2 separate regions of the Homo sapiens genome follow, and region 2 is linked to region 1. Evidence: chromatin contacts called from ENCODE Hi-C or POLR2A ChIA-PET data. All regions are on one chromosome and are shown on one strand. Each heading gives the region's core, a stretch centred on a gene start or an enhancer-like site at or near the end of the contact. The rest is flanking DNA. Distances are from core to core; before and after follow the strand shown. Region 1 overlaps EHMT1 (euchromatic histone lysine methyltransferase 1). Region 2 holds the start of EHMT1 (euchromatic histone lysine methyltransferase 1).

Region 1 (6,564 bases), core at 3,769-6,268:
GATGGCTTTGGGCGCCAGCTGTCTACTCCAGAGAGTCTAACTGACCTGGGACTTGCAGGATCCTGCTAGAAGAAAAATCCTTGCTTCCTTCTCCTCCTGTTTTCTTCCTCTTCCTCCATTCTCCTTCCTCTCCCTTCTATTCACCCACCCACCACTCACCCACCCACCACCTGGCACATACACCCACCCACTCATCCATCCATCCATCTACTGTCTACTATCCACCTCACCACCCACCCATCCATTTATTTACCCACCTACTCATCCATTCACCTGTCCACATCCATCTATTCACCAACCATCACATATTAATGACTTACTATATACCAGAACTACTAGTACTGAAACTTGAGTATATTTGTGGACAGAGCACCAGAAATCCAGAACATTTGTATCATCCTGAAAAGAAACCTTATACCATTAGCAGTTCCTTCCCGTGTCCCCCACTCCCCCAACCCAGTCCCTGGCAACCACTCATCTGCTTTCCTTCCCTGTCGATTTGCCTGTTCTCTGTTGTCTTTCGTGCCTGACTTCTTTCACTTAACTTAGTGTTTTCTTTTTTTTTTTTGCTGTTAATGGACAGTGCTGCCATGAACATTCATGTACGAGTTTTTGTGTGGACCTGGGTTTTCATTTCTTCGGCTATCCCGGGAATGGGATAACTGGTTCATATGGTGACTGTCTGTTTTAAGTACTGGAGTAAATGCCAAGTTGTTTTCTTTTTTTGGAGACGGAGTCTCGCTCTGTCCCCCAGGCTGGAGTGCAGTGGCGCAATCTCAGCTCACTGCAAGCTCCGCCTCCCAGGTTCTCGCCATTCTTGTGCCTCAGCCTCCAGATTAGCTGGGACCACGTGCGTGCGCCACTGACCCCCGCTAATTTTTCTATTTTTAGTACAGACGGGGTTTCACCATGTTGGGCAAGATCGTCTTGAACTCCTGATCTCAGGTGATCCGCCTGCCTAGGCCTCTCAAAGTGCTGAGATTACAGGCGTGAGCCACTGTTCCCGGCCTAGAAGTAGGTTCTTGATGTATCCTTCATGTCTCGTCTTCCCTCTCGCACCCTGCACCCTTCTCGCCCAGTGCTTACTGCTTGCTGGGTGCTGGTCTCCTGCTTAAAGAGCAGACTGAGGACCCCTGGAAAGACGCCCCCACAGCACGTGGACCCCACACCACCCAAGACGCTCCCACAGCACGTGCACTGGACTCCACCCAAGACGCCCCCCACAGCACGTGCACTCCACGACTGCACCCAAGACGCCGCCCACAGCACGTGCACTCACCTCCACCCAAGACGCCCCCCACAGCACGTGCACTGGACTCCTCCCAAGACGCCCCGCACAGCACGTGCACTCGACTCCTCCCAAGACGCCCCGCACAGCACGTGCACTCACCGACTCCACCCACTGTCTACCCAGGGCGCAGCCGCTCCAGCAGCTCTTCCCTGGCCCCTCCCCCACCTTCACTTTTTGCTCTCTTCGGAGCATTCATTGCCTTTAGTACACAGACTTGTGTCCCTATGTAAAAAAAAGCTTTGCTTTTGTTTTTTCTCTTTTTTTAAAAAAAAATTAATCTCCTTATGTTGTCCAGGCTGTTCTTGAACTCTTGGCCTTAAGTGATCCTCCCATCTGGGCCTCTCAAAGCGCTGATATTACAGGTGTGAGCCATGATGCCTGGGCCAAAAAGATTTTTTTGGAGACGGAGTCTTGCTCTGTCGCCCAGGGTGGAGTGCAATGGCGTAATCTCGGCTCTCTGCAACCTCTGCCGCCCGGGTTCAAGCAATTGTTCTGCCTCAGCCTCCCCACACAGCCTCAGCTGGGTTTACAGGTGTGTGCCATCACGCCCAGCTAATGTTTTTGTATTTTTAGTAGAGATGAGGTTTCACCTTGTTGGCCAGGCTGGTGTCTAACTCTTGGCCTCAAGTGATCCGCCTGCCTCAGCCTCCCAAAGTGCTGGGATTACAGGCGTGAGCCACCGCGCCTGGGCTGAAAAAAGCTTTTCTTGATCCTGCTTCCCACCAGCTTCACGTCAGTTCTTTGCCCTTCTTTGCGCCAAACTCCTCCAAAGATTTGTGTTTTTTTCATGGTGTGTGCATCCTCCCTCATTCTCCCTTAGATCCTTAGTCAGACCTTGCACCTCCACCCCCAGGGCAACAAAACCATCCTGGTTAAGGTTTCTGTCGGTAGCCTTCCTCCCTTGGCTAGTCCCCTCTCCTGCCCTGACCCGGTAGTGTCCTCACTTAGTCCTTGGGCCTTGCTATCCTGCCCCCTCCCCCCGGTGCTGGGTGCAGCTCAGCCTCTGGACTCTGGTGTCCTGTGCCCACGTGCGAGCTCCGTTTCCTGCTCCCTTCATGGCTTCCCATCTGCCTCCCTCCTCTTTGCCCTTCTTGCAGGTGCTTCTGCCTTCTGACTTCCTCAGTCTCCCATCTGCGCCTCTCTCTTCTGACTGGTTTCCCTGGCCACCTGTCCTTCTGGGGGCAGGTCTGCAGCATATCAGCCCAGGGAACCAGTTAGTCCTCACTGAGGCCCTGCCCCTCCTGGCTCCAGTTCCTACGGGCCTGTCTGCGCGTCTTCCTCGTGTAGCCTCCCTGGGGTCTAGCGGGGCTTAGCGCTCTCCTGGGGGCTGTGTCCAGGGGAAGGAGAAGCCAGAGCTGCCTTTCCATTCTCTGTCCGCTCGCCTTTGCCGCCGTCTTCCTTCTGGGAGGGCTTTCTCGGAGTGCAGGCTACCTTTTCTCTTTCTTGCTGCCCTACCTCCTGTGGCCACACCCTCTGGCCTGTGGGTCTTGGCTTGGCTTTGTCATCGTCCACTGTTGTGTGACTCTTGTTCCAGGGTAAGCCGCTGTGCACGTGGTTGAATGTAACAGAGGGCTGTCCCGGGCCGTGAGCTGTGTCAGAACTCTGAACCCTTCCAGGGCCACCGTGTGCTTGACTTACAGATTAGTGAGGGTGTCTTGCCTATAGTTAACTGTTTTCCCGTATAATTATTCTGTTAACCCTTTTATAGCTAATAAGTGAGCGGAAATTCTTAATTTTTTTTCATTCAGTGTAAGAAAAAAGCAGAAGGAAATATACAAAAAGTTAACTTGGTTATTTCTGAATTGTGGGATTGCCAGTGATTTTGTATGTTTTGGAATATAATAAAGTTTTTTTACAGAGAGCATGTATTAGCTTTACAGTAAGAAAAAATTAATGGAAACCCTCATTTATATGTAACAATTCATATGATTAACGCTTATCACTTAAGAAAACATATAGTAAAAACCTGAAGGGAAGATGACCCTGAAGTTAGATAATGCCCTGTCAAAACAAAGCGACCCAAAGACCCGAAGAGTTGGATCCTTTTCTTTCTTTTTTTTTTTTTTTTTTTTTCGAGACAGAGTTTCGCTCTGTCTTCCAGGCTGGGGTGCAGTTGTGTGACCTTGGCTCATTGCAACCTCTGCCTCTCGGGCTCAAGCTATTCTCCCACCACAGCCTCTCAGGTAGCTTGGACTACAGGCGTGTGCCACCATGCCCAGCTAATTTTTTGGGTATGTTTTGTAGAGATGGGGTTTTGCCGTGTTGCCCAGGCTGAGCTTGAATCCCTGAGCTCAAGCTTTCCACCAGCCTTGGCCTTCCAAAGTGCTGGGATCACAGGCATCAGCCACTGTGCCTGGGCCTGAATCCTATACTTGGAATCCTGATGAAATAAGGACCCCAACCCTGCAGTGCTGTGGTCCAGGCCTTGCCCCGACATGTGGCTGTGGAGAGGCCGTGGCCCCTTAGTCCTTGTGTTCGTGCTGCGCCCCTTCTCCCTGCACTCAGTGAAGCTCCCCCAGCACTTCCTGTCCAGCAGACATGACAGTGCAGAGACCCCAGGATTCTTCCAGGGCTCCGGCTACATACAGATGTGAAGCATTATTTACCTTTCGCTCTCATTCTGTGCTGAGTGTCAGGCACGAGATGTGTGATAGTGCCATAGAGGGCGTGCAGCAGGCGGTGTGAGCATCTGGCTCTGCTGACTGGAAAAGATAGGTGCACAAATGTAAAACCGTATCACTTTTGTTTCTTTTTTTAAAAGAATACTTCATTTTCATAAAGTGTTTTATGTTAACGCGTAGTAGGTTTATTGTTATTTGTACAGGAGGTTTTGACAAATGGTAAAACTAACTTGATGCCATTTTCATAAAGTATTTTATGTTAACATGTAGTAGGTTTATTGTTATTTGTACAGGAGGTTTTGACATAGTAACACTAACTCGGTGGCATTTTCATAAAGTAAATTTTATGTTAGCACGTAGTAGGTTTATTTTATTTGTACAGGAGGTTTTGACATGGTAACACTAACTTGGTGCCATTCTGGCAACTCGTGGACAAAATCCCTTTGGGGTACTCAGTGTGTTTAGAGTGTGACGTGGTCTTGAGAATGAAAAGTTTGGGAATTGTTGTTTTACCGTAAACCAAAGCGCCTGGCGCAGTACTGCAGTGAACTAACCAACCAACCAACCAGTTTCTGCCTCTCGTAGAGCTGACATTCTGATTGGGGATAAGTTTCACATTTTTGTGTCATATCCTTCAAAATAGTCAACTCCTTAGGTTTAATGTCTTTTTATCAACATGGAGATTTTGAATGAAATTCAGCCATGAGTGTGTGTTTGTTTTCCCATGCTATCTCAATCGTATTACAGAGCAGTGTTGTGGAAACATTTAAAAAACAATCTCTGACATGAGTAGGAATGTGGTCTTCTACCAGGAACTTTACCGATTGCAGAGAATTTATTAATATTACTACTATACCTTGTGGTTTTCTGCATGCAGGTTTAAGCCTGCATTTACACTTCTAACCACAAGGTGGTGCTTTTGTTCTAGGTCCGAAGGCTGACACCGGGCTGGATGGAGCTTGAGAACCAGTTTTATATGGGTTGCTTTTTTGCCAATTTAAGATGATTCTGCTTTGAAGTGCTTAGCAAAGAACCTTACCTTCCTTTTGCATCAGGGTTGTCTCATCTTAGAGTGACATCCTAGAGTGTGTAGGAACCTCCCAGCAGGTGTTTATTGAGCACCCCTTACTTGTGTGCTAGTCTGGGTGCCTGGTGGTGCTCAGAGCTGGCCTGGACCAAGTCCCCAGGGGTTTGTGGTCCCTCACCATTCTCGACTGCTGCTTTTATATTTGTTGTATTTCTGATAGGACCGTTGCTCACGTTGCTCTTCTGATCTGAAAAAAGAAATAGGCTTCTCATTTTTTCATGGTGTGTAAGTTCTGTACAGCCTTATTTTTATGTCTCATGTTGTTCTGAAGAGGAGATGGGTGTCCTGGGAGGCAGGGCAGCTGTGTCCAGCTGCAGTGTCCCTGGTGGCTGAGCTGAAGGCAGTGTGAAGCTCCGGCCTCGAGGATGTGCCAGGGAGTGTGTGGAGGTCATGTCTGTGTCCCTCCCTCAGACCCGCACTCCCAGCCTGTGCTTTACACCAGACAACTCCTGGCGAAACTGCGCTGCTGCCCTGCCTGGCACTGGCCCTGCCCTCAGGGAGGCTCTGGCCGGGGCTGCCAGTGTTCATCAGTGTCTTCAAAACTTGTTTCTCACATTAGAAAAATGTTAAGGCCCGTCATTTCATGGTGGTAATTGTGTGAGAGTATGTATGAATTGAAAAGATGGAAAATGACACAATTACTATGAATATAGTAAGATTAAAAAACAGCATCTGTATGTGTCAACATATTACTTAGCCTCCCGGAGCCAATACTAGCAGGACCTGAGAGTCTGTGGGTCCCTCCTAGGGCTGTACTGTTCTCTGGAGCCTGGGGGCTGAGGCCTTGATTGGGGGCAGGACAATCTGTTGTCTTGGAATAGAGCCCAGGAGGCCCAGACAAGGTGCTGACCAGCTAAAGCTGCTTTTTTCACACACTGTTTGAAATACGGTTAGTGGAGAGAGGCAGTGGGGCGATCCAGGGTGGGCAGGGAGACGTTCTAAAACACCAAGGCATTCCTCACAGGGTCTGGAGCGCAGTGAGCTTAGAAAACCAGCACCGTAACACATGCTGCCCTTTACGAGGCAGTGGTGGGGCGAGGGGGGCTGCACGTGTGACCCGCCTGCACCAGGGCCTCCTGAAGGCCAACCTCTCCATCGAGCCCTGTTCTGAGACCAAATTCCAGGTGCCGAAAGACATTAAACAGGATTGTGCTCTTCACTGGCATCTATCAAAGAGCACCAACATGATATAAATTAAAACCCACAGTAAAATCTCTCAGAATTCCGTCCCCTTTTCTGGCTCTCCCACACTCTGCAGGCTGACGGAGAATCTCACTGTTGGCCAGTGTCCCCAGATGCCCTGACTCTCGGCTCCAGCGCTCTTTCTTTGTGTTCTGTCTGGTCTAGAAGAGCAAGTCCAGGTAGCTGTGGCGCCGCCTGTGCCTTGCCTCCTGCAGTCTGCCTACGATTGCACGACTCACCTCTTGATGTGTGAGACCCGCATTTATATTTAATCATCATCTTAGAGTATATTCTTCCAGTAGTTGTAGAATACGTATTTTGTGCCCATGCTAGGTGCCCGGGTTGCAAAGGTGGATTGGGGCTCCTTTTGTAAGTGGGAGGCA
Region 2 (6,564 bases), core at 1,330-3,829, 54 kb before region 1:
GCCCCCCACCCTCATAGCATGACAGTTTATTTCTTGAACAGTCCAGAGGGGGCAGATCCTGGCCTTGTGGCAGAGTTGTCATTCCTACATAGTGGTTCCCATCCCTGGCTCCCAGATGGCTGTTGACAGCTTTCACCACTGCCCAGCCTAATGGTGGGACTTTTGAGGGACAGACTGGGAAATGGATTGTCACTTTTTGTCTCTGACCTGTCCCCTTCCTGTTGGAAATGTGGTCTTTAGCCAGGCAGTCCTGTACTTGGCTAAAATTTTACTAATTGTGGGACAGGCAGCATGAATATTGGAGAACAGCAGAAAGTGTACCACAGGTGGGGTCATCTGTGAAGCGCCTCCTGGAAGCAGTGCAGTATATGGTTGAAAGGAAGGCCTCCTGGGCTGAATCCCATCACTGCCTCTCACCACTCCCTTGCTTCAGTTCAGTCACTTATAAAATGTGGGTAAGAACAGTGCCTGCCTCTCAGGACTGACCTGAAGTCTGCAGTGTTAGCATGTCACGTGCTGAGAGCAGCATCTTGACATAAGTGCTGAGGGGCACACAAGGGTAGCAGCTGATGGAAAAATGGAGTGAAAAAGCTGCCTGCAGCTGCTTCCCACACCTTCACTTAGGGTGGATGTTTGCTTGGTGAAGGATTTTTCTTCACATTCTAACTCCCTTTATTCAGTCAACAATTTTTTTGTTGTTGTTGTTGAGACAGAGTCTTGCTCTGTTGCCCAGGCTGGAGTGCAGTGGCACAATCTCAGCTCATTGCAAGCTCTGCCTCCCGGGTTCATGCCATTCTCCTGCCTCAGCCTCCCGAGTAGCTGGGACTACAGGCGCCCAGCACCACTCCCGGCTATTTTTTGTATTTTTAGTAGAGATGGGGTTTCACCATGTTAGCCAGGCTGGTCTCCATCTCCTGACCTCATGATCTGCCCACCTCGGCCTCCCAAAGTGCTGGGATTACAGGCGTGAGCCACCGCACCCGGCCCAGTCAACAAATATTTTGTCTCCTGTACACCAGGTATTGTTCTAGGCACCATGGACTTACATTCTAGTAGGGAGACAATATTCCAAATCAGGATGTGGGAGAGTCACATGACACACACTGTGATGGAGCCAAGTAAGTCAACGAAGACAGGTATGGGGGGGCAGTATCATTTTAACTAGGGAGGAGAGGGAAGGCTTCCCTTAAGAGGTGATATTTCAACTCAAGGATGGTAAAGAGGGAAGCCACAAAGACACTCGAAATAAAGGTTTCAGGGAAGGGACAGACAGCAGGGGTGGCGGAGAGGTGGGTGCGGGGCAGGAGGGCCATGAAGGCGCTCGTGTCTCCTGCGAGGGCTCAGGGTGCTCGGCCTGTCATAAATGGACTTAGGCTTTGACAGAGCAGTTTAGCTGCCCTAAAGAAACCTGGGAAGGTTCCCTTGGCACTTGGGATTGTCCGTTTCCTTTTCTGTCTATGTGCGCTGTCTATGCTGGACTTGAGATAATTCTCCGGAGTCCGACTCACCAGGAGACTCGGGTGTCACCCAGATTGACCTTCAAGGCTCATTTCTTGTCAGTCCAGTACCCGTCCCCTCGGTTCACACGACCATCCAGAAACCTCAAATTCAGTCCATGCTTCTTGTTTTGGGTCTCGGGGCTGGGATAAGGCGGGCTGACCACCGCGGGGCATGTAGGTAGTTTCCGTGGTGCTGGGGGCGCTCTCCAGGGAAGGCTACTTGGTCTGCAGAAAAGGCCTTGACTTGTGCATACCTGGGCAGCGGGCCTATGAGTGGCAGCGAGAGCGGGGTAACCAGAGAGGGCACACCCCCCAACCGGAGCGCCCCCCAGGTTGGCATCTCCACAACTGTAGAACCTCCCCCATCAGGGCAACCCTCCCGATTGGGACACCGCCCCCAGCCAGACACATCCTCCTAGCAGAACACCCATGCTTAGCCGGAGCCGCTCCCCCGCCAGACACCTCCCCACCGGGAAACCCTCCCCAGTGGGACACCCCAGCCAGTCCAGGTATTCCCGCCGTTAGGGACACCCCCTCCAGCCGGAGCATACCCTCGGCAGGGGCATTCCTCCCAACCGAGGGAACCCCGCCGCAACGGGAACCTGCCTGAACCAGAGCACCCTCCCGCGCCGGGGACACCCCACAGGCGGCTCCCGCGCCAGGCCGCGGCCCAGGGAGTCAGCCTTCCGCGCAAGCCGGCGAAATCAAAGTGCGTCCGGGGTTAGAGGTCAGAGGTCGGAGCCGCGGGTCTTTCTCCTTCTTCGGCCAGCCCACCAAAACGTCAATTTAGAATGAGACATGTGTTGAAAATGGGACGGCTACTCCCCATCCACTACTACGACTCTGGCGGGCGGGTTCTCCAGCTCCAGGTCTCCTACCCCGCGGGCGCGCGTTCCGGTTCCGGCCGCCGCAGGCCCGGCGCCTGGGGCGCCGCACGCCTGGTTCCAGTGCGCAGGCGCCGCACCGGTCGAGCTCCAACGCGCAGGCGCGGGCGCAGGCGCAGGCGCAGACGTAGGCGATCGGCCCCGCCCCGACTCTGGGCCGCGAGGCGCGGGCGGGGCGATGGCGCGCGGGAGGGGCGGGGCCACGCTGCGGGCCCGGGCCATGGCCGCCGCCGATGCCGAGGTGAGCAGCGGGGCCGGCGGGGGGCGGCGCGGGGGCGGCGGGCAGCGGCGGAGGCGGCGCGGGGGCGAAGAACCGGGCGGGGCGGCGGCAGGCGGCCGGCGGGCGGGCGGGGCCCCGGGTCCCCCCGCCGCCGCCGCCGCCGCTGCCGCCGCCTCAGGCCGAGGCCGGGCCGAGGCCGCCGGGCGTCCGGCCCGCGCTCCCGCCGGGCGCGCTTTGTGCGCGGCGCGGGCCGGGCGGCGGCTGGGGGAGCGGGCGGGGGCGCAGGTGAGGGAGGCGACCGCGTACCTGTGCCCGCGCCCCCCACGGACCCCGTGCCGCCGCCGCCGCCCGCAAGCCGGATCTGCGGGGAGGGCCTCGGCCAGGGTGCCGGGGAGGTGCGGAGGACAAAAGGAAAAGTAGCGGGGCCGGCCAACTTTGGAGCGCCGGCCGAGGCGAGGCTGTCCCTCCTCTCGGAGCTCTTCCTTCGCTTCGTTGACCTTTCACTTTGTTCTGAGTAGGATGGCACCATCTTTAACGAAAAGTTGGCCAGTCCCGGCGTGTTTCTCCCCAGACAATGCTGCTCCAGCCCTGCTGGCTGTCAGAAGCAGGAAAGCACGCTCGGTGGGAAGCTTGCGGACTCAAGTTTATTTCCAAACCAGCAGCTTTAAAGGGCTCTCGATGTAAAAAGTTCACATTCTTTTGTTAATGGTCTCGGCCTTCCCCGTGCTCATTCTCAAGGATAGTTTGTTTCCTTGCTTAGGAAAGGAAGCAGCGTAGAGATTAAAGTCTTGCGAGTGGACCACTGGCGTCCCTCTGAAGGAAAAGCAAGCAGGAGGTGGTGTGTCCGTGGAGATGCAGAAATAGTGTGGTCCTAGGGCTGAGATAAGGGACCGGTTTGGAGAAAACTGTCAGCGTAGAAGTATTTCTTTGAAATTAACTGTCTAGTAACAGTTGAGACTTCTAAAGCTTAGAAAGTTAAGGTGTAGTAAGAAGCCGTACAGTATCCTGGTGCATAGACTTAACACTGTATTTTAACTCAGGTAATGTATGGCCTTTTTGTTTATTTTTTTCCTGCATTTTTGGGGGGTGTTGAAATAAGTAAACTGGGAAGGTGCAGGGGAATTCTTAAATTCAATGCAAGGAGTTTTTGCTGAGTATCTGCAGCATTCAAGGAATTAATATTAGTCACTGAGAACAAAAAGCGAAATTAGAAAATTTCAAGTCACTTCTAGGCTTGTAGGGGAGAAGACGTGTAGTGATGAATTCTATCATTTATGAAGTACCCACTGGATCCCACACACTGTGCAAGACCTTTAGATCAGGCGCCTCCCTCGGTTTTCTTCACCCTGTGCAGCAGGTGCTGTTATTTCCTTTTTTAAATTATTATTTATTATTATTATTTTTTGAGACAGGATCTCCCTTTGTCACTCAGGCTGGAATGCAGAGGCATGATCACTGCTCACTGCAGCTTCGACCACCCAGGCTCAAAGGAGTCTCCCACCTCGGGTGCTGCCACACCTGGCCAATTTTTTTGTATTTTTTTGGTAGAGACCGGGGTTTCACCATGTTGCCCAGGCTGGTCTTGAACTTTTGGACTCCAGCGATCTGCCTGCCTCCGCCTCCCTAAGTGCTAGGATTACAGACATGAGCCATTGTGCCCGTCCTGTTGTTTCCTGTTTAGCTGAGGAGGAAGGGTTAGATAACTTGGCCAGTCGGTTGTAGGACCAGCACTAGTACAGTGTTGGGCACGTAGTAGGTGTTTAATACATGACCGATGAGCAAATGGCTCCAGATGTCTCTGGTTCCATAGGCAGCCTTGAATAGGGCTTTACACACCTGATGAGAATGACAGCCTGTGTTGACTGAGCCCTGACTTGTGTCCAACCCTGCCATAGTGCCAGTGCCTTGCATGAATTCAATAATTTGAGCCTAGCAGCAACCTTAAGAGGTAGGTACTGTTACCTCCCCGTTTATAAATGAGAAGACAGGCGCAGTGAGGCCCAAGATTGAAGAGCTTGTGGCCAAGAAGATGGAGTTGCAGGTGGTTTGGCCATAGAGCTGATGCTTGCTAAATGTGTTATATCTGTGATGGTCATTTTAGGTTAATAAAAGCTCTGTTTTTAGATTGATAATTCTAAGGGTTTATCATCAAGGTGTATGAGAAGGTGAGGGAGCCCCTGTGTGTAGCGCAGCAACTCTGGCCTTCTGGACAGTAGGTAGGCATGTGATCACTGTTGTCACTAAACCTGGGAAATGATTCCTGGGTCAGGGTTCATTAATTGCCAAATGATTAAAGTAATAAAGCTGACACTGGAAACTTATCTAACTTCATTTCTTTTCCTTGATTTACAAAGATAGTCAATACATTTTCCTACCAAAAAGAACTGGCCAGCCGTGGTGGCTCATGCCTGTAATCCTAGCAGTTTAGGAAGCCGAGGTGGGCGGATCACTTGAGGTCAGGAGTTCGAGACCAGTCTGGCCAACATGGTTGAAACCCTGTCTCTACTGAAAATACAAAAATTATCTGGGCATAGTGGTGTGTGCCTGTAATTGCAGCCTGGGCAACGGAGTGAGAGACTGTCTCAGGAAAAAAAAAAGAAAAAAAACTACTGAGGTAGTTGAATATATCCTCCATTCCCCATTTGTGGATTAGTTAGTAAATGGGGCATCTTAGGGTTTAAATATGTCCAGGGTCACTGAGGATCAGATCCTAGGGTTCCTTTGACTCAAGGCTTTTGTCTCAGCAAAACGTCACCTTCCAGCAGGAAGGCTTTCTCAGGCAAGTAGCAGGGTGGCTACTATGTATCGCTTCTTTATTTTTTCTTTTTTAAAATAATGCAGGCACGTGCGCATAATTTAAAAAATCAGTGCTAAAACCCTTAAAAAAAAAAGCTGTTCTCATCTCCTGTCTTTCTTTTTTTTTTCTTTTTATTTTTTTCTTTTATTATTATTATACTTTAAGTTTTAGGGTACATGTGCACAACGTGCAGGTTTGTTACATATGTATACATGTGCCATGTTGGTGTGCTGCACCCATTAACTCGTCATTTAGCATTAGGTATATCTCCTAATGCTATCCCTCCCCCCTCCCCCCTTTTTTTTCTTTTTGAGAATGAGTCTTGATCTATTGCCCAGGCTGGAGTGCAGTGGCCCGATCTTGGCTCACTGCAGCCTCCGCCTCCCGGATTCAAGTGATTCTTGTGCCTCAGCTTTCCTGGTAGCTGGGATTACAGGCGCCTGCCACCACACCTGGCTAATTTTTGTGTTTTCAGTAGAGATGGGGGTTTCACCATGTTGGCCAGGCTTGTCTCGAACTCCTGACCTCAAGTGATCTATCTGCCTTGGCCTCCTAAAGTGCTAGGATTACAGGCGTGAGCCACCGCCCCCGGCCGATCATCTTCTGTCTTTCTAGAGAAGAAGCAGCCCACTTGCATCTCTTGAGCATTTACTTCATGTTTCTAAATATATGTTTGTATTGTCATGTCTTTATTCACCAACTTTAGGGGTCGACTATGGACTTCCATTAATGGTGAATTAGTGTAAGATTTAGATTAGAGAAGATTTTTGTTCTCTTATGTTCATCCTGCCCCAATCAGAATGTATGTTCTTGGCCAGGGCCAGCAGCTCATGCCTGGGAGGCCGAGATGAGAGGATCCCCTGAGCCCAGGAGTTTGAGACTAGCCTGGGCAACAGAGTGAGACCTTGTCTCTACTAGAAGTAAAAAAGTTAGCTGGGTGTGGTGGTGGTATGTGCCTGTAGTCCCAGCTACTTGAGGGGCTGAGGTGGGAGGATCGCTTGATCCCAGGAGGCCAAGGCTGCAGTGAGCTGTGATTGTGCCACTGCCCTGCAGCCTGGGTGACAGAGCAAAATCCTGTCTCAAAAAAAAAAAAAAAAAAATACAGCCAGGCGCGGTGTCTCACACCTGTAATCCCAGCACTTTGGGAGGCTGAGGTGGGTGGAT

Evidence for each region. A loop is a pair of places that touch in the nucleus more often than their neighbours do. ChIA-PET counts read pairs that join two places held with the same protein, here RNA polymerase II (POLR2A). Pooled maps may share reads with other maps.
Region 2: a loop to region 1 is called in a map of heart right ventricle, with 4 times the contacts of the local background. The contact joins the promoter of EHMT1 here to the enhancer-like site in region 1. A Hi-C loop is called at or near these places in 10 of 168 maps with a recorded cell type or tissue (CD4-positive, alpha-beta T cell, HepG2, K562 and 7 more), 3 of 37 single-sample maps with no recorded cell type and 11 of 50 pooled maps. POLR2A ChIA-PET finds 5 or more read pairs at or near these places in 16 of 52 experiments (A549, A673, AG04450 and 11 more).

Annotation. Positions count from the first base shown.
Region 1 is chr9:137,668,178-137,674,741 of GRCh38, forward strand. The region is part of intron 1 of EHMT1 (euchromatic histone lysine methyltransferase 1); the gene reads left to right. Among named protein-coding and RNA genes, the nearest start is that of EHMT1, 52 kb to the left of the region's middle. RefSeq lists enhancers at 5,260-5,369, 6,494-6,564. Within about 2 kb of position 5,019, at least 6 of the 41 ENCODE cell types and tissues checked have a DNase peak (open chromatin) inside an H3K27ac peak, as active enhancers do; they include OCI-LY7 and heart right ventricle, where a contact is called at or near this core.
Region 2 is chr9:137,616,426-137,622,989 of GRCh38, forward strand. It overlaps EHMT1 (euchromatic histone lysine methyltransferase 1), which reads left to right and starts at 2,580. Exons shown (of 27, transcript NM_024757.5): 1 at 2,580-2,624. The coding sequence starts at 2,604. It overlaps ARRDC1-AS1 (ARRDC1 antisense RNA 1), which reads right to left and starts at 2,470. Exons shown (of 3, transcript NR_122035.1): 1 at 2,106-2,470; 2 at 1,509-1,766. RefSeq lists enhancers at 2,273-2,322, 2,988-3,706 and a silencer at 2,363-2,662.